Regions from separate parts of the Mus musculus genome. Here all the other regions are linked to region 2. A link is a loop called in an ENCODE intact Hi-C map of the cell type or tissue named here. Cell type or tissue: heart. All regions are shown on one strand.

Region 1 (8,000 bases), 730 kb after region 2:
TGAGCAAGCCAGGGGAAGCAAGCCAGTAAAGAACATCCCTCCATGGCCTCTGCATCAGCTCCTGCTTCCTGACCTACTTGAGTTCCAGTCCTGACTTCCCTGGTGATGAACAGCAATGTGGAAAGTGTAAGCTGAATAAACCCTTTCCTCCCCAAGTTTCTTCTTGGTCATGATGTTTGTGCAGGAATAGAAACCCTGACTAAGACAGTTTGTAAACCCTTTTAGTATGCAAGGCCTGAAGGTGAGTGTTGTAAGAGTATAATGAGTGGACCAGCAAGGGTAGATATAAAGGCAGTCAGCCAAGGGGATCCATTAAACACGCTTTCACACCATCCTTGCTGTTGTTCCATTTCTCATTTTCTGTCCTGTATTCTGTCTTGGTTCTGCTGTATTTTCCTTAACTCTGCCAGTCTGGTCTGCACAGACACAGCATTCTCCTAATGTGACACAAAGTCTACCTCACTGTAAGAACAATAGATCTAATCCTCTCCTGTTCTGCAACACAACTTCAGCCAGGGAAGAGAGTGATTTTTCTAAGGCAGACATTGATTTTTCAAGTCTCTCAGCATCCCTGTCGATAGCCAGCCTCAACAACCTGTAATGAGCACCTTGCAATACCAGAGCAGAGGTTCCAGTGCCTATGGCCCCTGCAATACCTATACCTAAGAGGGTGGACGGGACAATGGCAGCTATGGGTTCCCTTTTGCATCATACATGAGACCCAGGAGTGAGATGATTAAGGACATCTTCTCCTGAATGATACATTATCCCTGGGATGTTTTGTACCAGGTCACAGAAATCAGGGGAGGCATTTAAGACTCCAGGGTGAATGCATGGAATTAGACCAGTAGAGCATGCCCACCCCATGCTCTCAGGAGGACCCAAGTACCCTGAACCTATCCAAGTTACTGTGGTGTTACATAGGTGGCACACAGAAATACCTATACAGAGCCTTTGTCTCGAGAGCGACTGCAAAGAAGTCCAGCTGGGACCCTCTCGCTGCCATCTGCATTGCTGAGGTTCCGGATAATGTTCTGTTATAGAGGAGTTAAGGGCTAGCCCATCATAATATAGAGAATTGGCATCCAAGCATAGCCAACAGTCCTCAGTAAGATCTGTGTAAGACTGATTGAGCCATTGGCAGGTGGCTTTGAGATGTAATGGGCCAGGGACTCTCTGTGGGGAGGTTCGGACATGGATTTGTCCATGTCGTGTGGTGGTGTCAGTGGATAGGATTGTTTGGGCGGCAGAGGCCAAGACCTAGGCCTATAGGTGCAGGTTGTGTAGGTATTTCTTATCTAGTTTGGTAGTAAAGGGGCTGCCATTTCCCAGTCTATCTTTGTCATAAATTCAGAGCCCCCAGGTTTTCCTAATTCCCATCTGTTAGCCTCTTCCCCCAAGTCTGCAAACCTAATGAGGACAGGGTTGCACTGCCCAGTGTCCGTGGCTGATTTGGTCATCAGACTTTCAGCTTACTCAGTTGAAGTCCATTTTGATAGACGGATCCCACCAAATGTGTTCCATACTCACAATCCCAGGAAGAGCAGAAGGATTCAGCTCCCCCACATTGTCACTGCCAGGTCTTATGGTTTTTGTACCCCAGGCAAACATAGAAGAGATGTGTGCTGAGAAATCCATCAGCCCAAGAGAGCCATGTAGGTTAGCCAGGTCGGAAGTGGAGGTTGGGGAGCCAGGTACAGAGGGGTGCAGTCTTGATCTGCTGGTGGACAATGTCACCAGAAGAGTCCAGGTTAGGTTCCAGGGCTGGTGAGGGCAAGAACCAGAGAATGAGCCAGCAACTCCTGAAAGCAAGATGCAGACAGCACATGTCAGGAGGCTTAGAAGTGCTGGAACGTGAGTGTTAGTGGGTTTCCTTAGTCTCTGAAGGACATCTCGTGGAGACGTTCCCTGAGTCTGGATGTGACATAGACAAGCATGGGATGTATCCAGGTAGCAATCCTGTCAACCTTGAGGGTAGTGTGTTGTTAGGGCCACGATGTTGGGTCCTTTCCAGCAAGGGCTTTAGGGTTTCCTTTCGGTGCCTTCTCGGGAAGATCCAGTCTCCAAGGGCAATAGTGGTGGGGAGTCGGAGTTGGCGCAGCCTCATAAATGGGCTTCGTGTGAGGCCATCGCTTTTTTCAGGTGTGGGCTAGATGTTCAAGAGAGTCAAGTAAATGGTGATCATCAATTTCAGCTAAGACTTCAGATTTTAGGTTAGGTAAAATGGGAGGGGGCCCTTCCAAACATGGTTTCATAAACCCAATGTATAGGATGTGTTTTGAACCCTATTAAAGGCAAAGGGGAGGAGACCCACCCAGTCCCTGCCAGTCTCTATGGTTAATTTAGTAAGGGTCTCTTTTAGAGTTCTATTCACCCTCTCTACTTGTCCTGAGCTTTGGGGCCTGTAAGTACAATGTTGTTTCCAATTTTCTCCAATGGCTTTAGCCATCCTCTGTGTTACCTGAACTGTGAGGGCAGGTCCCTTGTCAGAGCTTAGGAGGGCTGGCATTCTATACCTGGGAAGCACCTCCTGTAGTATCTTCTTGATCACTATCTGTGTCATTTCATGCCTGGTGGGGTAGGCCTCAGTCCATCCTGGAAAGGTGTCTACAAGCACTAGCAGGTACCTGTAATCATATTTCCCTGGTCTTAACTCGGTAAAGTCCATTTCCCAGCGGGCACCAGGTTTGGCACCCTGCCGTCGGAGCCTTTACCCTTTGGCTCGTTATCTGCATTAGTGAGCTTGCAACTCAAGCATTTGGAAGCAGGCTGCTCAGTCGGGGACCTGAGGGTGAGGCTCTTTAGGTCCACCTTTCTTATCAGGTCCTCAGTTTGGAACCCAACAGGGTTGTCCGGTGTATGTGTTAGAGCAGACTGGCTGCCAAATTGCTGGGCAAGATTATTTTACAGTCTCCGATGAGCCACCAGCCATCCGGCTTATGGGACATAGGCAGTTTGTGAGTAGAGATAACATAGAGTATTGAGGCTTATCTGGTAGGACTGGAGCTCCTGGGTCAGGCAGTTGGAAAGTCAAAGCTGCTATAGGAGCTGCTGCCTTGGCTGCCAAATCTGCCCTGGGATTGATTACCCTTTGCCTCAGGCATAGTTCCTTCATGCTGGCCTGGTTGGTATGTAATAATCATTTTTTTTTTAAACAAAGAGTCTCTAACAGGTTTAGCATCTCCTGTGTGTTTTTAATAATCTTTCCTTCGGCTGTCAGGAATCCTCTTTCTTGGCCCCATGAACATACAGGCTATCTGTATAAATGTTGAGTCTTTTGCCTTTTTCCAATTTGAGGGTTTCTGGTAGAGCTATAAGTTCAGCTTGTTGTGCCGAAGTGCCGGGTGGCAGGACAGATGCCCATACAGTTTCTGAGTCTTCTAACACTGCTGCCCCCCATATACTTTTGTCCAGTCACACACAAAGCTGCTTGAACCAAGTAGCTTCTACATTCGGCAGCAGCCGGTTCCATAGGTGTTTCCTGAGTCTGTGCACCTGGCTTGGTATCCCTGCATAATCACGTAGTGGAGTCTCCAAATCTGAGTCTGGTAACAGAGAGGCTGGGCTCAGGGCAGCACTTGGTAGAAAATGGATACACAGGGCAGGGCAGGGTGTGGGGTAGCAGCAGGCTTTCGTGAGTCATGCATGCATTGCTTATCCATCAATCTGGGGGTTGAGAACCCCTTCAATGGATGGGGAGTGGTAATGTAGAGTTCTTGCCCCAGAGTCAATTTATCCATGTCCTTGACTAGAAAGGCTGTGCAGGTGATAGTTTTCAAACAAGAAAGCCATCCAGAGGCCAGAAGGTCTAATATCTTTGAAAAGTATTCTGGGGCCTAACGTTTGAGCGAGCTATGTCTTTGCCTTTAGCCATGTCTTTGCCTTTAGCTATACATAGCTGGAAGGGCTTGGTAATGTCAGGTAGCCCTAGTGTGGGAGTCGTTAATAAGGTCTTTTTGAATCTATTGAAAGTGCTTTTCTGGACTCTGTCCATTGGAAGGCCTCCTTTTCCTTGATGGCCTCGTAGAGGGGCTTCGCCAATTATGCAAAATTAGGGACCCAAAAGTGGCAGAACCCTGCCAACCACAAGAAATCTCTGACCTTCCATTTTGTGATGGGTGGAGGTCTTCAAAATGATCTCTTTTTGGACCTCCGATAGCCATAGAAGCTATCTTTTAGGCTCCCTTTTAGGATGTATCCCAAGTATGTTGCCTCTTATTGGCAGATTTGCGGATGCCCCATAGCCTAATTTCCCCAGTGCCATTAACAGGGCCTCAGTACTCCGTTGACATTCTTTCATGGTCTCTGCTGCCACCAAGAGGTCAACTACATATTACAAGAGGGTGATACTGGGATGTTTCTGCCTATACTGACTCAGAGCCTCCTCAAAGATGGTTGGATCCTTGTGGAAGTCTGCCCCATGTTATTTGTCCATTGAATCCTTTTTTGGGGGTCATGCCACTCAAAGACAAACAGAGGCTGGCTCTAGGGGGGCTAAGGGCAGGCTAAAGAAAGCATCTTTGAGGTCCAATATTGTATACCCACTCTTGGAAGGTTATGACAAATTCAGGAGGGTATATGGGTTTGGTACTGTAGGCTCTATGTTCATTACTCTACTCTTTACTTCTCTGAGGTCCTGAACTCGTCTATAGTCATTGTAGTTGGGCTTCTTGATGGGAAGGAGGGGCGTATTCCATGGGTACTAGTTTGCCAAGTCCCTGAACCTTCTGATGTGGGATATGATACCCGCTTTGGCTTCTTGGGGCATTGGATAGTGTCTTATTTGGACAGGAGTTGCCCCTGGTTTCAGTTCAATCCAAATGGCAGCCCTATGGGCCGCCAACCCTATTCCTCCAGTTTCTGCCCAAGTCAAGGGGGATTTGGTCAACCAAACTGAGATCTCATTTGGGAGAGAGCTTGGTCTTTGTAAAATCTGTATTTATCTTCTAGAGACAGGGTGAGTATGCGAATGAGGTGCCCTCTGGGATCTGTGACAGGGGTGGCTCTTTGATCAAAGGAGATCTGGGCTCCTATCTTGATCAGCAACTCTTTCCCCGGGAAGGGGTAGGGGTAGTCTGGTATGATTATGAAGGAGTGGGCTACTGCCCCATTCTGAGATGAACTGTTCTTCGAGTAGTCCATGTATATTGATTCATACCAGTGGCCCCTTATACATGGGATTTCTTTGAGGACAATTTGCCATGGGATTGGATTAGGACTAAATATTGTATCCCTGTGTCTCCTAAGAAATTAATGAGTTTTCCCTCCACTTTAAGGGTTACTCTGGGTTCGGAGAGGAGGGGTCTGAACCTCGTCCCCTCTAGTCACTAAATTCTTCCAACTCGAAGACCTACAAGATATCTCTTTGGAGGTATCTTCTGGCAGTCTTTGACCCAAAGTCCCATCTCCTTACAGTTCTCTTGGAGCCTTGGCTTCCTCTCTTCATTTGCCAGCCACGAGATGGCGCAGTTGGTGGTTTTTTTCTCGGCGAAGGAATCTGCTGCTGTGGCCAGAAGTATCATGGCCAAGTTTTGAGTTTGTGGCTCCCTGGTGGTGGTCACGGCTCGTAACTGTTTCTTCTCAAGTGTTTCTCTGTTGTTGTACACTTTCCACCAGCAATTCCTGCTAACTCTTGTCCTCTGGTCTGTCTATTCTCTGCAATTTGCACCTGATATCAAGGGCAGCCTGATTCACAAAGGCCATAATGACTACTGATTTCTTCTTTGGTGCCTCTGGATCTGGGGGTGTATAGGTACGATAGGTCTCCACACTCCTTTCTAGAAAGGCTGCAGGTGATTCTATCCTTTCCTTTTGCACATTATGTACCTAGGCCAAATTATGTACCTAGGTCAGTGTGCAGCACTCTGAGACTCCCGTTAGAGTCTAGAGGAAGATCCAAAGCCTCTCCCTTACCTTCCTCGGAGTTAAAATTCCAGTCTCGTCTGGTCAAGGGATAGCCTACATCAAGCAGAGCCTGGCTAGTAGTAGGAGTCCCAATTGCTCCAAGAACCAATATCTGGGCCTTATTTAAAATCCTCTCTTGCTCCGGGACAGTGAAGAGGATCTGTAAGAGTAGTTGACAGTCATCCCAGGTGGGTTGGTGGGTAAAAATGACAGAATCTAATAAGTCAACTAAAGCAGCTGGTTTCTTTGAGAATTTAGGGTTCTGAAGTTTCTAGTTATATAGATCACTAGTGTTGAAGGGCCAGTATTGCATCAGTTGGTTCCCCTCATCGTCTTGTGGGCTTATTGCCCTCAAGGGGAGAACTGTGGACTCAGCCGCAGGCAGTGGAGGCAGCTGTCATTGGGCTCACCAAGGAGGGTCCTTGAGCCCCTCCTGGGGCCTCAGGGTGAGACCTTTGGTGATCCCCTAATGGGGGTCAGTAAGGCAGGGGTGAGAAGACGAAGTCCTCTTCAGTGTCAGTGTTAAGACAAGATAAAGATGGGCCATAGGGTTAGTTTCAGTTTTTCATTTCTCACTGTTTTCCAGGGTACAGCAGTGCTTGGCTTCTGTGACAGCAGCAGCAGCTTGAGCCATTTTGGTGGGGCCTGGACCAGATCCTACCAGATGTAAATCTGGTGATGTAGTTTGGGTGTCTCGGTTGTCCAGAGATGATGTCCTTGGTCCTAAAAATTGTGGGCTAGGGGCTAGCCACCTGTTGAAGGTTGGCCATTCATTCCTGCAAAAAGAAGTCTAAACCTAGACTCTAACCCTAATTTTAGAGTCCTTGAAATGGTCTAAGAACAAAGTTAAAGGACTGATCTTAGTCTGTCCCATAACATCAGCCACAAAGAAATAAGTCAGACAGAGAGCAAACAGAAGGACAACAGGCAAGAAGGCACTCAATACTCCTGGGAATCAGGTAAAAAAAAAGGGGGGGGGGAGAAGATGGTCTCACTGTGCGCTTTTGGAGTGACCAGCTTTGTCTCTTCAAGTATACTCGGGGGATCCAATTCCCTATATGCAGGTCTGGGACATCTCCCAAGTCCGGTGGCCCAGGGTTGTCCAGTGCATCTGCCTGGACTGCTTGCAGCTTGCATTAAGGGTGGAATGCTGAGACACCAAGACAGAGGACAAACATTCGGACACTCACTGGCTGGGTTTTGACTCAACAGTTCAGGGGTCCTGGGGAGTGGTGCTTGAAGATCCTGGACAAGCCTACAGATGTTATGCCCTGATCTAAGGGTCCCCAAAGACCACCAGGAGTCGAATTTGTATGCTCGAGCTTGGACCTTCAGGCCCTCTGACACAGCTAGGTAACGCAGAAGACCCCAGCACCTAAGGTTCAGCCTTTTTATTGTGGTTACAGTAGGATGAGGGACTTATCAACTTGGCAGGCACATAATTGGCTAACAATGATTTCAGTTGGCTAAAGTAATCTATCTATATCTTTCTATAGCTTCTGGAACGTTAGGTATTTTCCTGCTGGTGGCCTGTCTGGGGTGGTTCCTTCCTGGAACAGTTTATGTTTTCCCAGTAATTAGAGTTTAACCTGAGGACAGGACCTAGTGTATAAAATGGAGGGCTAGTTACAAGATGGAGTCTGTCTTGTCCAGTTGGGTCCCTTCAGTATGCGTTAACTGGTTGTGTCCCATGTTCTGGGGGCCAGCCATGGTATGCTGGCTAGGGTCCAGCTGTGGTTCTCTATCCTCTGCCTCCTCCATCTCAGGGTATCCAGATGCTGCTGCACACTGAGTGGGCTGAAAGGGTGAAGCAGAGTCTGGAACGGACGGTGTTCTGCAGGATCTGAGTCCGGCTGGTGGGAGTCAGGGGAAGACTTCTCCGAATATCTTAGTGTTACAGGTCCTTTAAGAGAAGGCCTTCTCTGATGGTCTTCCATGAAAGGACTCCCTTAAACAGTCTCAGCGTGTGTGCATACCTATATGCAGGGTGAGCGTGTATACACACACTCCATTCGAGGTGAACCAGGGGTGTATATGGACCTTGGAGAGTGGGCGGGAGTTTTCAGAGTAAATGAAAATCATTGGCTAGAGTTTTA
Region 2 (8,000 bases):
CTTATTATTCTTTCTTTTATGACTTCTCTAATGCATTTGCGTGTATTATGCATGTCTGTGTACCACGTGTGCCTCATGCCCTCAGAGATCAGGAAAGGGCATTGGATCCTCTGGAACCAGCATTACAGATGTTTGTGAGCCACCCTGTGGGCTCTGGGAATGGAACCCAGGTCCTCTAAAAGAGCAACAAGTGCTCTTAACTGCTGAGCCATCTCTTTAGCCCCATGATGTTTAGTTTTCTAATTGCTTGTTGCTAATGTATAGAACTGAAATTGACTTTAGCAAATTGATACAGTACCAAGGCGCTGACTCCACACGGTTGTCCTCCCAACCCAACCTTGCTTTATCAGACCAGACGGGATGTTTAGCACAGTAGTTCACAGAGTGATGGCTCCACACTTCCTACTGTTTTCCAGTTTCAGCCTATTTCAATTGCCCTCCTGCTATAGTGATTGATTGACTGACTGATTGATTGATTGATTTTGCCACTCATCTGGCTCCCGATTACCTCTTGCTGGATGTCATCCGTCTATTTTGGTTGTATTACTGTTCAGCCCCAAGTTTCCTTCACTGAAGAACAATCACTGCACGTGGAGATCCCAGGAATGACTCATCTGCATGTTCAGTCGATATTGAACGAGACTCTCCAGTGTTTCGGGCACCATACAAAGGGTTAGTTAATTGCAGTAAGGCAGCAAATGCTGTGCCTCAGTGGTGCTCAGTGGAAGATGTGCCATGAAGAATAATGGAAAACAAACACGGAATGTTAGAGCGAGCCAGTGTGGGATACGCATGACCCAGAAGGCATTCCTCACTAGGACTGGTTGCTGAGTGCTGGAGGTGGGAGAGAAGCTGTGTGAGGGACTGGAGGACAGCGTTGGGGGAGATGAGTGGTGTCATGGTCTGGAGTTAGGAACACACTTGTCAAGTCTGAAAGATAGAAGGCCAGAGAACAAAGAGGAACAGGGGCTGGGGGTGGGGATACGAGTGGGGACGTTCATCTTGGAAAAACCTTCCTTGGCTCATTCTTTTCCCAGATCTTCAAAGGCACAGAACGTGGATGCTTTGCCAGCGTGCTACGAATAGTTCCACTTTTGAGGACAGACCTATGAACCAAACTCGTAGGACCAATGTTCAGAGCAAGAGTCTCAGAGTAGTCACAGTTAAGTGAGAAATGTGACTGCCATAGGGACAGTGGGGCTGTGCTAACATGTCCAACACTCTTTCCCCAAAGGCAGAATGACAGCCAGAGGGCAGCTTAATGAGAAGGGGATCGGACTGGAGGAGGGCTCTGTGATAGTCGTGTAACATTCAATGAAACTTGAGCCATCCATTTCACAATACGGATTAGATGTCGCTGGGCCCCGGAAATTAAAGAAAGGCAATTGCTCAGCTACAATTATGGCAGGTAATGTTTGCCTCAATGGTTCTTGAGCTTGGTATGTTTATAGTTAATAATGTTTGGGAATCTTAAAATTGTTTCATGTGTTTTTTAATTCCAGATTTGAAATCATAAAAGTGGGCATTATAATCTAATGAATTCCCCCATGAGCTGGTCTCTCAGCTCTCCACATACGGCGAGTCTGGTTTTATCTACAGCTCAACTACTTCTCCCAGCCCTGTATTATCTTGAAGAAGATTCCAAACCTTGTGATGGCTTTGAAAGACTATTTTATTCAATCCCATCCGGCTGGCTTGCCGCTCATTCTTCTTGTTCTCTAGTGACGTTAGGTATCACTGCTTGGGCCCTGATATGGCCCCCAGAGAGCACTTTTCAAGACAGTTACCGTCATCCCTTCTGCTTACCTTTAACCTTCTCATAATTCCCCACATACACTGCCATACCCGTCACTTATTAGACTCCAGAGGAAGGCAAAGTTCCAGGGTTGTGTGTCCTGCCCAGGTGACTCTATGCAGTTAACGGGCTGAACATAGAATTCAAGAGACCCGACATTTGAAAAATCTTCTGTGTAAAGTCACCGACCCCACTGAAGTTGGAGGGCAAGCTCTGGAATGTTGTCAATGGTTCATAAGGCTCATGGGTGGTGGGTGGTCCTCAACACCCGCACGGAGGACTGGAGAAAACCCACTTCGTTTTTCTGATGCCCCCTTCTCCTCTCCCTTAGGGTGGATTTCCTTTCTCCCTGAATCTGAGATGCCGAGTCTCAAATCTGGTGGTCCACGGTGACTGTGGCAAGGGAAAGCAGTACAGCCAGTGGTCGGCTTCTGTCAGGTTTCCGGCTCTATGCCCCATGCTGGGGGTATCATAGGCCTTACCTACCTAAGAGGTGTTCTTGTGCACACACATGTGCGCACGCACAAGTATGTGCTTACACATGCACTCAGGTGGAGTGGTATAATTGTAATTTCACGTGTATAAATATATAAACAAGAGATGACAGCTATCTTACTACTTGCTTAGGAAGCAAAATCGTTGCTATGGGGTATGCTACCTCCTTTGGTATACATAACCCACTCAAATGACAAGCTGGACTGTGAATTTTTAAAATTAGTTTCCTATGGATTGGCAAGATGGTTCAGCCATCCAAAGCAGGGATGCTGAGGCTGTGACAATCTTGGTTTCATCCCTGGGATCCACACATCGGAGGGAACTAACCTCTACAAGCTGCCCTCTGACCTCCACACTCATGCTAACACACACACACACACACACACACACACACACACACACACACACACACACACAGAGAGAGAGAGAGAGAGAGAGAGAGAGAGAGAGACAGAGACAGAGACAGAGACAGAGACACAGAGAGAGATTAAAATGTTAAATCACATTTTAATTTATTTTTGTACATGCATGTTTGTACACATGTGGAGGTGAGAGGACCACTCCCAGGAGTCTGTGCTCTCTTTCCTCCACTCGGGGACTGAACACAGGGCCCCAGGTGCCACAGTAGCAGCAGGTGCCTTTCCCCACTGAGCCATCCGGCCATCCCTGACTTAATTTTCATTTCAAGCTTTTTTTTTTTTTGAGATGACTGTCTCACTAGGTAGCCCTGGTTACCCCTGGAACTTGCTGTGTAGACTATGCTAGCCTTGAGCTCATCTATAGATCCCCTTGCCTCCTGTGTGCTAGGATTAAAGGCATGTGCTGCCATGCCTTGCTTATCTCCAGCTCTGGGTACAGGTGCCCAAGACGTCCCTATTTTAGAGAGGTGTGCTCTCTGCCAGAGAGCAGCTGGAGCCTGGAATCAAGAAGAAATCCATGAAGCTGCCTACTACCTGTAACTTGATTTAATTCCTTGTGTTTGGTGCATATGATGAAGGCGAAGACAACATCGTCCATGAACCAGGACTCTCTCTGCAGCAGGGACTGAGCACTGAAGATGACATAGGGAAGTTCAGGGTTTAGAGCCTTTAGGACTAATGGGCGCATAACTGCATTCTAGCTAAAGCACCTTAAAGTGCCTGGAGACTTAAAAAAAACAAAAACAAAAAACAAAACAAAACAAAACAAAATAAAAAAACACCTCTGGATGGTGGTGGCACACTCCTTTAATCCCAGCATTTGGGAGGTTGAGGCGGGTGGATTTCTGGGTTCTGAGGCCAGCCTAGTCTACAGAGTGAGTTCCAGGACACAGAGAAACTTTGTCTTGAAAATCAAACCCCAAACCCCAAACCATACCAAACAAAAGAATCTTTGTCTTTAAATATAAACCAGCTTTGTTTGATGCAGTTTACTGTAGGCACCAAATGTACTATTAGCCGTCTTAAATATGGGCTTTAAAAACAATTACGAAGCTATTCAAAGTTCAATCTGGTGATTAAGAAAAAGATTAGGTAAAGTTGGTTTTGTCCTTTGTGATGTGTGCATGATTGAGCACGTGTGTGTTTGAGCACGTGTGTGTGTGTGTGTGTGTGTGTGTGTGTGTGTGTGGGTGGGTGGGTGTGTGGGCGTGCGCGTGCGCGCCCCCCTACCCCCCACCCCCCCAGTCCTGCCACTCAGCCACACCTGGGCAGACTTCTCCTTTTTATTCTTCTTTGTTTTGTTTGTTTGTTGTGTTTTTTGTTTTGAGAAGTTCTTATGTAGCCCAGGCTAGCCTTGATATAGCCCAGGGTGACTTGAATTCCTGATTTTCCAGCCTCTGTTTCCCTTCTCAAGTGGTATGTGCCTGGCCTTTGTGTTTCTTTTGAAGACACGTAGGAACTAGGCCTTAGGAAATGATAGGAGGATAAGCTCTCGCCACAAGAGGGCGCTGAGCCACAGAGAAAGCCAAGGATTGTCTGGGAAGCAAAAGCTAGGGGTGAAGGCAATTTCCGGGGAGCCCCTAAGGAGTCAGCGGATGGGAGGTAACTTTCATTTTTCTCCTCACTTCAGTCGCTCAGACTCCAAGCACAGGGCTCACTCTTCATTCATTCCCAGCATCTTCTTTTCCGTTCTGGAGACTGGCTCTGGAGCCTTTGCCTGGCCAGGGCAACTCACTTCCTACGACTACAAACCCTAGAAAACATGCAAGGCAGCACAGCGTGGGTGGAATGGGGGCGGGGGGGGGGATACATCTCCGGTGATCTCCTTACAGTCCTAGGATACCTTCTGTCATTTTCACCCCAAGGTCTGAACTCAGGAAGGTCCTGCACCCCAGAGCCAATACAGCCCTGGTGTGCTTCCCCTGACTCAACGTCCTCCTTGCAGAAGACACAGGCAAAGCGCTTGCCCTAATCGGCTCTAGATTCCTCTGTCTCCTCGCCAATCTTGTATTTCCCTGTGTGGCCACACAGGATGTGAAAACTGTCACTGACAAAGTGTCTCTCCACTGACACTTGTGTCCTCGTCTTTATCATTATACCTAAATATTAGCAAACCTTACATTTGTGTGTCTATATGTGTGTGTGGTGTATATTCTAAGCTTCCTGAGTTCAGAAAAGGGTATTGGTCATTACCACCCTTTGCCTTATTCCTGGGACAGGATTTCTCCTCGCTGAACCTGGAGCTGAGCTGGTGGCCAGCAAGCCCAAAGTGGCCCTCTTGTCACTGCCCCACCCCTGAGATCAACAGCTGAGGTGGAGGCCACAGCTTAGCTTTTTATGTGGGTCCTTAGGGATCTGAACTGAAATCTTCATATTTGATCAGCAAGTCTCCAGTCCCAAGTCTGCATTTTAAAAGCCTAACTCCATTGTCCAGCAATTGCTATTGTAAGTTACATCCCAAGGAGACTGGGTTCTGCAATGGGCCTGGGCAGCATAGTAGAGCTGGCCCTGATGGCGTGGGTGCAGATGAGCCAGCCCGGAAGGCATGAGGGAGCATGAGTGGGAGAGTTGGCCCTGCCCTTGCTGGTGGTGGCATCGGTTGAGCCAGCCTGGATGGGGCAGTAGAGCTTGCCCTTATGGTGTGGTTGTGGCAGGCTGCCCAGGGTAGATACTTCACAGGCCCAGATCCAGGGCTTTCATCGAATTGGCCCATGCCAGCATCTACCCCATCAATGAACTGCTGGAGTGCGTGAAGGACCTGGTCCTGCAGATCCAAAACTGCAGGATCTCCATGATACAGAGCAACAACAGTATATCCAAGAGGAGTCCCATTGAGGTTCCAGTAATTGATAGAGTAGCAGAAGCCAGAGGCCTTGTCACCTGACCAAGGACTCTGCAAGCAAAGAAGTGTGGGCAAAAGGGTATACTGTGGGGTACACTGTGACAACACTAAAGCTTCCACAATGAGATGTTTTTGTTGGGGTGTTCTTGCGCACGCCAGACGACGCTGCAACAGGATCCTTCTGCACACGTTTATTGGGAGAGCTTGATTGCAGAGGCGAAAAGACCCCGAGCCCAGAACTGGTGCTGCTTATATAGGCCTAGGAAAGGCGTGTCTCACACCCGGATTGGTTATGCACTAAGCCTCATTTGCATGTTCCTCATCTGATTGGCTACTCTCTCTCTCTGTACCTCACAGAGCCTCATTATCATACCTCATTTGCATGTCTCACATCTGATTGGTTATACTCTCAAAGCCTCATTTTCATGCCCGGGCCAGGCAGTGTCTTTGCAAAAGACTTTACTGCATATGTACACATTGGTTGTTTGTCCAAACTTATGCGTGGTGGCCAGCAGTAGTCAGTGCCACTCTGCAACGGCACATGTGGCTTCCCACAGGGTGTGGAGAGGGATGGTTGCAAGGGTATGAGGGGAAGGGGAGGTGAGTGGGACTGGGGTGCATGATGTGAAATCCACAAAGAACCAATAAAAAGTTAAGAAGAAAAGCACCTGGAGCTCTGCCTCTCCTTAGCACCACTCCCCACTTCCACGAGGGCCTCCATCTTCACCGGAGTCTTCACACCACACAGGGGAGGAAGGTCTGGGGAATAACATGGTTTCAAGAGTGTTTCTGAGCCAGATGTAGTAGTAGTAGTAGTACACGCTTGTCATCCCAGAACCTGGGAGGCAGGAGGACTGCCCACAGTTTGAGGCCACTCTGCGCAACATAGCCAGACCCTGACTCAGAAAACCAGAGAGGTGGCCAGATGGCTCAGTGGGTAGCTGTGCTTGTTGACAGCCCCTGTTAGATCCCTGGGGAAACTGATTGAAGGGGAGAACTAACACCGTTAAAGTCATCTTCTGACCCACAGGGACCGACACCCACCCTCCACGGGACAAATGCACTCACCTCATCCCTCTTCCTGGTAAGCAAATAAATGTGATTTAAAATACTTCCCAACCAACGAAACAAGACTGTTTCTAAAAACTGCAATAAGCTCAGTTGAACAAAATTGCTTTGTGAAGACAAACATAGCTTCTTCACTCCACTGGGTGGCTTTCTGGGAAAAGGCTTCCAGGTCTTTAGGAACACAATTCCCAGCTGCTCACTGGGTACCCCAGCCCACTCCTTCCTCTCTGCTGCCAGCCCTGACTTCTACTAAGGTTCCTGAGAAATCCACACACAATTATTTCAGGCTCGGGGGGCGGGGGGTAGGGGATGGGTGTCTCTCCCTAGCCTGGAATGTTTTTTGTTTTTGTTTTCCTCACCCTCAGGAAAGCTCTGAGCTACAAGGTTCAGCCCTTCCCCAGCTCCTTGACTCTTCTTCGCCCAAGCCTACCCAGGAGCGCACATTTGGTCACTGTGAGGCTTGTTAATCAACGCTCTGCTTCCCACTTGCAGACAGCCTCTGGGCCTGCCATATGGAAAGCTAAAGAGATGTCAGATGGATGAACATGGCTTTACATTCTGCCATAAGTAAGCGTGTGCCCTACACATCCAGGAAGACACTGACCCCTGAGCACTTGTCATCGGTGGGGAGTGAGTATCCTTGTTAGCTATGGCTAACTTGCTGGAGCCTAGAGTCCCTGCTCTCCTAGAAAAGAAGAAAGGGGTTGTGGGAAATGTTTTCCTTCCTTCCTTCCTTCCTTCCTTCCTTCCTCCCTCCCTCCCTCCCTTCCTTTCTTTCTAAAAAATACTTAGTGTTGTATGAGCATCTTGTTGCTGACACATCAGAAGAGGGCATCAGATCTCATTACAGATGGTTGTGAGCCATGTGGTTGCTGGGAATTGAACTCAGGATCTCTGGAAGAGCAGACAGCGCTCTTAACCACTGAGCCATCTCTCCAGCCCATGCTTTCTCTTTTTAAAGCTAAACTTTTGCGATTACTGGCAAGGGGCATCTGTGCCACAGTATATATGTGGCAGTCAGAGATAACTTGCAGGAGTAGGTTCTTTTCTTGTCATCTTTTGGGTGCGTCCCAGGAGTTGAGTTCAGCCCATTAATTAGGCTTGGTGGCAAGCACCTTTACCTGCTGAGCCATCTAAGCTGGTCTTAAGATCTTTAAGATTTTATTTTAAAGAACCATTTTCCTTCAGACACTCCAGAAGAGAGCATCCGATCTCATTATGGATGGTTGCGAGCCACCATGTGGTTGCTGGGAATTGAACTCAGGACTTCCGGAAGAACAGTCAGTGCTCTTAACCACGAAGCCATCTCTCCAGCCCAATCCATTTTACTTTTAATTAAGTGGATAAGTGTGTGTCTATGGGAAGTTATATGCACACGTGC
Region 3 (8,000 bases), 140 kb after region 2:
GCTTTGGTAAGAGGCAGGAGTTTGCCTATAGTTGCCCCATCTGGTGGCAAGGCTGGAGAACTGCAGGCTGCGGGAGCTCTGAGCCATGTCCATCCTACTATGCTCAGACTGCTCCAGGACAAGGAGCAGGCAAAGAGGGATGGAGTTGAATATAATGGGAGGACCGCAAGAGCGCACAATGTGTTGAGCTGGAGAGAGTGACACGCGGAGTTTGCGCCTCATCAACTGTGTCATCATCGGAAGTCCTTCGTCTTTTTTGTTTTGTTTTGTTTTGTTTTTGGAGACAGGATTTTTCTGTGTAGCTGTGGCTGTCCTGGAACTCAGAGATCTGCCTGCTTCTGCCTACCGAGTGCTGGAATTAAAGGCGAAACACTATGCCTGCCTGGCAGTTCTCTCTGTCTTTTTTTGTGCCTCACTTTTTCCTTGTGAAAAATGTGGGTTGTTACTGTGAGGATCTTGTGAAGACCTGCCAAGGTAAAGTCGCCCATAAGAGTAGACACTGGACCATGTGATCCCTGTCACGAGTCATCTCTCTTCCCTGCTTCACCCCCACCTTGAATTTCCCTCCCCTAACATGACTGTACAGCTGTTCTGAAGTTTCTGCTGTAGGCACTGGTGCGTTGAGATTCGGTGGGCACCAGAGTAAGAAGCAGGTTAGGGGCGTGCAGCCCCCTAGATCTGGGACACTACCAAGGCCCGGCTATTACTACTGATAGGGTCATGTTATGTAGCAGTAACTGGCCTGGAGCCCATACTGACCCTGCCTCTCTGCCTCTTGAATGCTGGCATTAAAGGTGTGTGCCACCATACCTGGCTACATTACTAGTTTATAAGATCTTCTCCAGGTCTGGAATATTACTAGTTTTATGATCTTAAAGTAACATTTACAACAGCAGAAGTCAAAGGCACCAATGGCAAAATAACTTGCAGAAGACCAGCGTCAGCCACGCCTAGACCTGGCCATTTGGGTTAAAGGTGAGAGGGAGGACGGATGATTCTTACGAATTGGAAACAACAACACATTAACATTTTCCTCTCATGGACTTTCTTAAACAGTAGGATAGCCTCTCTCTCCCTAGCAAGCTTTGGGATCTAGGCATGTGATTTCAGAGGGCGGCTCCTGCAGGAACTTTGCTTCTTCCTGTAGCTTGACCTCTGTCTCCTTTGACAGAACGTTTTTTTAAATACATGACTCAACTGCTGAACATTCCCAACCTGGTATGCGGAAGATACCACTCAGGAGAGTAGATTCACACAGCCCTAAGGCTTCTGGGGGCCTGCGGGTTAAGAGCCGTGACTTTGCCATGGACTTGGTGGGCTGGATTCTATTAGTATTGTAAGCGGTGGCACTTAACTGAGCTACTTGGTCAGGGTCCATTTTTCCTCTCATTAAGTAGAGCCACCTTGAAATAAGTCAGGCAGGGCACACATCTTCCCCACTTCCATCATCAGACTCACCAAGGGGCTGCTCTCTAAGTTTCTTGACCTCATCTCTGTCCCAAGCAAGCACTCAGGTCAGTGTTCCATCTTGGCTCCACTGTAGCTGATCAGCATCCTTGAGGTTTGGGGTGTGGGGTGCGGGTGAGGAGGAGGCTGGGGTGTGCTGTGCGGTTCTGCCACTTGAGAATTTCCAGCCATGCTTCGGATGCTCCTGGCTCCTGTTTAGAGTGCCGCTCTGGTGCAAGTGCGAGCCAGAGCTGTTAACTTGTAATGAGGCCGTTCCAGTGGCTACTCTAGCGTGACAGACAAATCACACCTGAAATTTAGGGCTAGGAACAACATTTAATTCTGCTCATGGGTTATGTGGGTCAGTGGGACTGGCTTGTGTCTCAGCTGGGGACATCCAACGTTAGTGAATTAGAGCCATGGGAAAACATCCTCAGTAAGGTCATGCTAACTGTTGCCTGGACCTCACACATGGGGTCTTCACGTGGTCTACACTTCATCTCCTCATGGTGGCTTCAGGGAAGCCAACTTCTTATACTGAAGGCTCCGCTTATGGGTGCATCGCTGAGCAAAACAAATGCTGTCCTACGTTGTCTTGGAAGCATCGCCTGTCATCACGGTGATTATAAAAGAATAGAGGCCGCTTTAGGCTCTCAGAAAGGATATTAGCAATCTCAAGCTCACGATGACAGACGTGTCAAAGAGTGTGTAGATATATTCTCAGGCTGCTATAGGGACTGACCAGTGGGAAGCTAGGCATAGAAGGTGAATTCTCTCTCCTTCCTCTCGGGGGTCAGAGACTGTGGCTGCTCTGTTTTGTAGAACTGTTTTCCCCCACAGTCTGTCCTGAGATGTCTCGAGATGTCAGCTGGGCCTGTCTGTTCAGTGACAGGTTCTCACCACAGCTCATCTGAGTGGCTGCTGGCCTGGATGCACGCTGTTTGCTTTGCTCTTTCTTCCTCCTGGATTCCTGGCTCGCCAATTCTTCCCGCTCTGGTGGTGTTATTCAAACATGCACCTGCATTTAAGCTTTGCCCAATGCTGCCTCCCACAAGGACCCTCCACATCCATCATGCCTCCCATGCCTACTGATGTGGTCCTTCAAACCTCTTTCTCCTCCACTCACTGTGTCTGCCCATACTGACACCCCAGTGGCCAGGGTATCCTAATACCCTTTCCTAACAGACCCCTTCTTAGGTGCAGTAACCATACTGCCCCATTACCATCCTGATACCACAGTGAGACTTGGTGCAGACATCTTCAGCAAATCTTCCAGCTAACGGTCCTTGGGTGGTTCTGCAGCCTCAGCACCATGGACCCGGTGAGCAGGATCATTCTTTGTTGTGGGCTGTCCTGTGCAGTATAGGATATTTAGTAGCATCCCTGGCCTCTACCCACTAGGTGCCAGTAGCATCCCACTCCTCAGCTGTGACAAGTTTTTAAAAAAAGTCCCTGACATTGTCCACTGTCAATGGTGGTGAACTAAGCCAGACTGAGTGCCTCTGTTATGAGGTAAGCATGCCCAGGATGGCCCTGTGTGGGCACACCCTGGCTCCTCATTTGCTCTGCCCTCCCATATCTCCAGAATTCTTTGATCATGATTTATCCTTTCCCTCCTTAAGCATTCTTACTGCTGTTCCTTCTGCTTACACTCCATCACACACACACACACACACACACACACACACACACACACACACACGCACGCACGCATCTTTTCCGCACGCACGCGTCTTTTCCCCAGACCATTCTCCTGACACTTGGTTTGCTAGCTGAATCAGCACTCTGCATCTCTCTTGGTTTTAGCCTTTCCTTTGTTTACCAAGCCCGACTCTCACACTAGTGTGAACCTGATGCCCATTTTCTGCCTGGTCCAGGGAACCTTTCCAGAGTTCACCCGACTCTCTGACTTGCTCTTCTGTAGTGACTTTAGGCAAAGTCCGAGCAGAGCTATTTAGTTTTATTTTTAAAGTCAAGATACTCTAGAAACCACAGGTCAATGTTCACAGCAAGTTGTCAGCTTCCTCAAAACATTAAAAAAGAAAAATCCAGTATCTAGCATGTAGGAGTGCTTTTTCCTGGGGTTTGCCACAGACCCGGGCAGTGGTTTTCAAATCTGAAGTGTTTTTTGGATGCGCTGTTCTTAGGTGGATGTGAATCTGTGTAGTCTCTGTGAGTAGCCTGGTCTGGAATTGTTAGTTCTGAGTGGGTCAGGGCGAAGGATTCTTTTGTATTCTTGTACTTGTGGTTTTGAGCTGTTATGTGCGCTGCTTCTTGTCAAGGACTCTTGGAGATGCTCTATTTGTTGATCTCTGAAACACTACGTTTTTATAGATCATTTAAAAATGATCCCAGCAGACTTTCCCCCACCCACCACTTCATTTCTAACTGACTTGTTCCAGTTTTGATGCCGTGCATCCTTGGGGTAGTAATACCTGAGAGATCAGAGTGGCTTGCCTCCAAGCGGCAGATACAGTCCTGGTACTCTTGGGACTTGCGCCCCCTTGTGGTTTGACAAAATAGGTTATCAAGACCCGTAGGTAGAATTGAAGGCCCTGCTCTGACCAGGTGACTCTTTAGGCGCCTCCTCCTGCAAACTAGGGGTGTACCAAATCTGCAGAGAAGAACGTGAGAAACAGACTCGGGGAGTGAAGGGAAAAGAAGGGTTCACTAGGTAGCTTTGTCGGGAATTTTGGCCCCAGGTATTTTTGGGGGGTTGAAAAATGTCAGTGACCGAAATTCTGAGAATGTTTTGCCAAAGTCTCAGGAACAAAGGCTAGAACCAGACACAGCCTAAGGGCAGCAGGAGGAAGGAATACATAAAGGAAGAAAACAAATAAAAGCTGGTGCCTGAGCTTTGAGGTCTGTTGCGGCCTCTGCTGCACCCTCCTGGCCTCCTGAATTACTCCGGATGGGGGCGGGGTGAGGGGGTTAGGGGGTGGGGGGAAGGGCGGGAGAAGGGAGGGCCCCGCTGGGGCTAGTAGGTTTCTTGTTTTTCAGTGTCACTTTCCTTCCTGCTGGCCTTGGCTTGGCCTGCGATCTGGTCAGATGAGTATTTTCCTGAGTCATGTGGCCACAGGCTGGAGCTGCAGTTAACTGTTGGCCAGACCCCCTCGGCCCAGATGAAGGCTCAGCGCTGCATTTTAAAGTGAGGGGGAACCTCCTGGTTTCGCAGTTGGTTTAATTGGCCAACCTTTTCTGAGGGCTGGAGATAGAGCTCGCTCGACCTTTTCCTTTTGGCTTAACAAACCCCTGAGAGACATGGAGGAAAGCACACTACTCCACGGTTTCTCAGCCCAAATGCTGTAGGTCATGCAAACGGCAGATGTCTTTCTAGGTTCCATAGGATCCTAGTGACGGGACTGGGGCAATGTGTTCATGCACAAAATAACGTGGAAGTCTGAGTGACACACTGAGCAAGAGGAACTAGGCAGAGAAGCTTCAGGAAGGTCTCTGGCCACTCTTGTGTTAAAAAAACAAAACAAAACCCAAGAGATTCCTGAGTTCCATAGATGTTTATTTACACGCCCCCCCCCCCCCCGCCAGCAAGTGCGCGCGCGCGCGCGCGCGCGCACACACACACACACACACACACACACACACACACACACACACTCACTCACTCATCTGAACATGAGACCCTCCACTCTAGATGCACATCCAAGCCAACTGCTGAGGAGGTACTGGTGGGTGAAGGTGAGACTTAGGTAGCCTACAGCAGCACTCATCTGTGTGGTGCCCTCAGGTCTCTCTCCTGAGTCTGTCTGCTGGTCCGTCTCTACCAGATATTACCCAGAGGTTCCTCTGGTGAGAACCTGGACTTTGTTTTATCGGCTAGTCACCTCTCCAAGGTTCCGCCTATCCTCCTCTCTTCCTTCCCGCCTCTGTGGATCATCACAGACTTCTCTCCTTCCTGGACAACAGTGGTGCTCACCTTGGCCATCAACTCATTCATTCTCACTGCTCAGGGATCTTCAATCTCTGGGATGCAGTGAATTTGGTACAGTACAGGGATGATACAGACTAGGAGTGTAGATAAGGCATGTTATCCCTGCCAAAGAATTCAAAGGCACTGCTGGGCACGGTGGTGCCCTTCTTTAATCCCAGCACTCGGGAGGCAGAGGCAGACAGCTCTGTGAGTTCCAGGCCAATCTTATCTACAGAGCAAATTCCTGGACAACCAGGGCTACGTGGAAAAAACCTGTCCAAAACCAATCTACCAAACAAAAACAGATTTAAAAAAATGTGATGAACAGCAAGTACCAACAGGGAAATCTCACCACAGACAGAATTAGCAGTTAAGGTTGTCATTTATTGTGGGTTGGGAAAACACACACATGCAGCGCACATAGAGAAAGAGACCCTCTGTGAAGGAGAGAGGGGGGGACTCTGGAAGCTCAGAAACTCTAGTCTCTCCTAGAGGCCTGGGGGTTTGGAGGCCTTGGAAGAGAGAGTCTTCCTCTCTTACTTTAGGGCCAGTGAGTTGAAGATGGGCAGGGTGGCTGATTGGTACACAGCTGTTGTGACACATCCTGATCAGGCTTGAACTTGTTGAGTCAGCCCAGTAGCAGGCTTCTTTTCGAAGGCCAGGAGGGTAAGGAAGAAGCCAGCCATCTTGGAAATTTGCTGCCTTTATTACCTAGTGATGACTGCTCTGTGTGTCTGTCTAGGGAGCCTGTCTAACTTCTGTTTTTTTTTTTTTTTTTTTTTTTTTTTTTTTTTTTTAACTGAAATAATAAAGCAAGCCTTGGAAGTTCAGTGGATCTTGGTTTCTGGATCTGTAAAATGGGGATCGTTTACAACCGCATAGGAGTCTTGTGTGAGTTCTGAGAGACTGTATGTGCTTCCTGATATAGTAAGAGAGCTGAAGGAAGCCCAGAAATCTGCCCATTTGTACCACTTCCGATGGTGTAGCTGTCTGAGGAGTGTTCATTGTTGACTAACTGAGAGGCTCTGCACCGGGTGGTGCACGAGGAGTGGGGGTTAGAAAAGTCAGGTGCAGGGCTGCAGACATAGCTCAGGGGTTAAGAGTGCTTCCTGCTCCTCCAGAGGACCTGGGAGTTGTCTGCACTTTTGTCTACACAGTTGTTTTTTTGGTTTTTGTTTTGTTTTGTTTTGTTTTTGTCTACACAGGTGTCTACAAAGTTGTCTGTGTAGTCCTGGCTGTCCTGGAACTCACTCTGTAGACTAGGCTGGCCTCGAACTCAGAAATCCACCTGCCTCTGCCTCCCAAGTGCTGGGATTAAAGGTGTGTGCCACCACTGCCCGGCTAGTTTTTTTACACAGATTCACAGAGATAATTTTGGGCATGGCTGTCACTGGGTGAGGGCTAATACCTTGTCTTTGTTGTTTTGTTATCTTTAAAAAATATGTTTCTTAAAGATTTATTTGCACACACACACACACACACACACACACACACACACACACACACACACGGCTTCAGAGGGAGGCTAGGGGTGTCAAATCCTTTAAGAACTGGCTTTGCAAGTGATTATAGTCATGTGACACCTTTGCAGGGGGTGTGTGTGTTGGGGGTGGGGACCTGAACTTGGATTCTCTGCAAGAGCAGTGTATGCTCTTAGCTGCTACACCATCTCTGCAGGTCCTTCTTCTTTCTCTTATGACAAGGTACTCTGTGTAGCTCAGTAAGGCCTCATGCTTCCGTGTATGGATTACATACAGTCCCTGTACCATGATCCCCAGAAATTTACAGGGAGCTACCAGGATGACCTCAGGGACCATGGGCCCACACTGAGCACCGCAGGCCCTTGACTTGGGCCCCAGTCTCTTGTTGCTCTGAGCCTGGTTGAGTTTATGCTCAGACCCTGAGCATGGCCTTCAGGGACGATGGCAGAGTCCTTATCACAATCCTGTGTGAATGCATGGAATCCAGCATGGCGTTCAGTTGAAAACAGTCACAGTCAAGGCTGACTATAGCATTACTTGGAAACAGATTATTACATCAGTTTCATTTGTTGTTGTTGCTGCCAAACTGCCAGCACGCAGCATGTCATCCACTTGATGAGTTAAACTTGTGTTTAATGTGTGGTACCTTGGAAACTGGCTACCGTTTATGTGCGTGAGTTGTGTGCCTGTGTGCATACGGGTGCTGAGTAAGCATGTGTGTATGAGCGTGAATGTGTGCTGGTGTGTGTGGCTAAGAGCAGGAACGGACATAGATGTGCATGTGTGCGTGTGTGCGTGTATGTGTGTGTGTGTGTGTGTGTGTGTGTGTGTGTGTAGGGCTGCAGGGTGCTGAGGGAGTTGGAGGAGGATTTCTATTTCTCTTCAGTAGCCTCTGGAATTCTTTTATCTTATCCTCTCCTAACCCTTAAATAAACTTAGGATGAGTGAGGTTGAGGCCTTCTTCTGTCAAAAGCCATCGTGAAGCCAGTCAAATGGTAGTTCCAGTCTTCTGGGGGAACCTGGGGAGCCTTGGAAATGATACCTGCATTTTGGAGCCTGTGTTATGACACGGCGTGGCCTCATCAACACACAGGGCTGGTCACTCTGTCCTTATGGAGGCTGGCAGCCATGGCTTATGGTAGCAC

What was found. Hi-C counts contacts between places; a loop is a spot of excess contacts. Peaks named below come from ENCODE experiments on the same cell type or tissue, not always from the same donor. Only the 100,000 strongest peaks of a DNase experiment are listed, where the experiment ranks them.
Region 1: a loop joins it to region 2, with 6 times the contacts of the local background. A loop is called at or near these places in 12 of 42 quality-filtered maps.
Region 3: it touches region 2 in a loop (10-fold over the local background); 21 of 42 quality-filtered maps call a loop at or near these places.

Annotation. Positions count from the first base shown.
Region 1 is chr3:52,238,353-52,246,352 of GRCm38, forward strand. All of the region lies in intron 1 of Gm30125 (a long non-coding RNA gene), which reads left to right. Among named protein-coding and RNA genes, the nearest start is that of Gm30125, 4.9 kb to the left of the region's middle. In heart, CTCF peaks have their summits at 4,325 (motif pointing left) and 5,448 (motif pointing right); a DNase peak (open chromatin) is centred at 4,309.
Region 2 is chr3:51,506,848-51,514,847 of GRCm38, forward strand. It overlaps Gm36008 (a long non-coding RNA gene), which reads left to right and starts at 4,141. Exons shown (of 4, transcript XR_003954701.1): 1 at 4,141-4,311; 2 at 6,582-6,635; 3 at 7,112-7,249; 4 at 7,808-7,847. In heart, a CTCF peak has its summit at 4,208 (motif pointing right); a DNase peak (open chromatin) is centred at 4,244; H3K27ac peaks cover 332 bases.
Region 3 is chr3:51,648,472-51,656,471 of GRCm38, forward strand. It overlaps a transcript of Mgst2 not described here. Among named protein-coding and RNA genes, the nearest start is that of Mgst2, 8.7 kb to the right of the region's middle. In heart, CTCF peaks have their summits at 50 (motif pointing left) and 3,956 (motif pointing left); DNase peaks (open chromatin) are centred at 50, 1,120, 3,960 and 4,490; H3K4me3 peaks cover 1,174 bases; H3K27ac peaks cover 3,207 bases.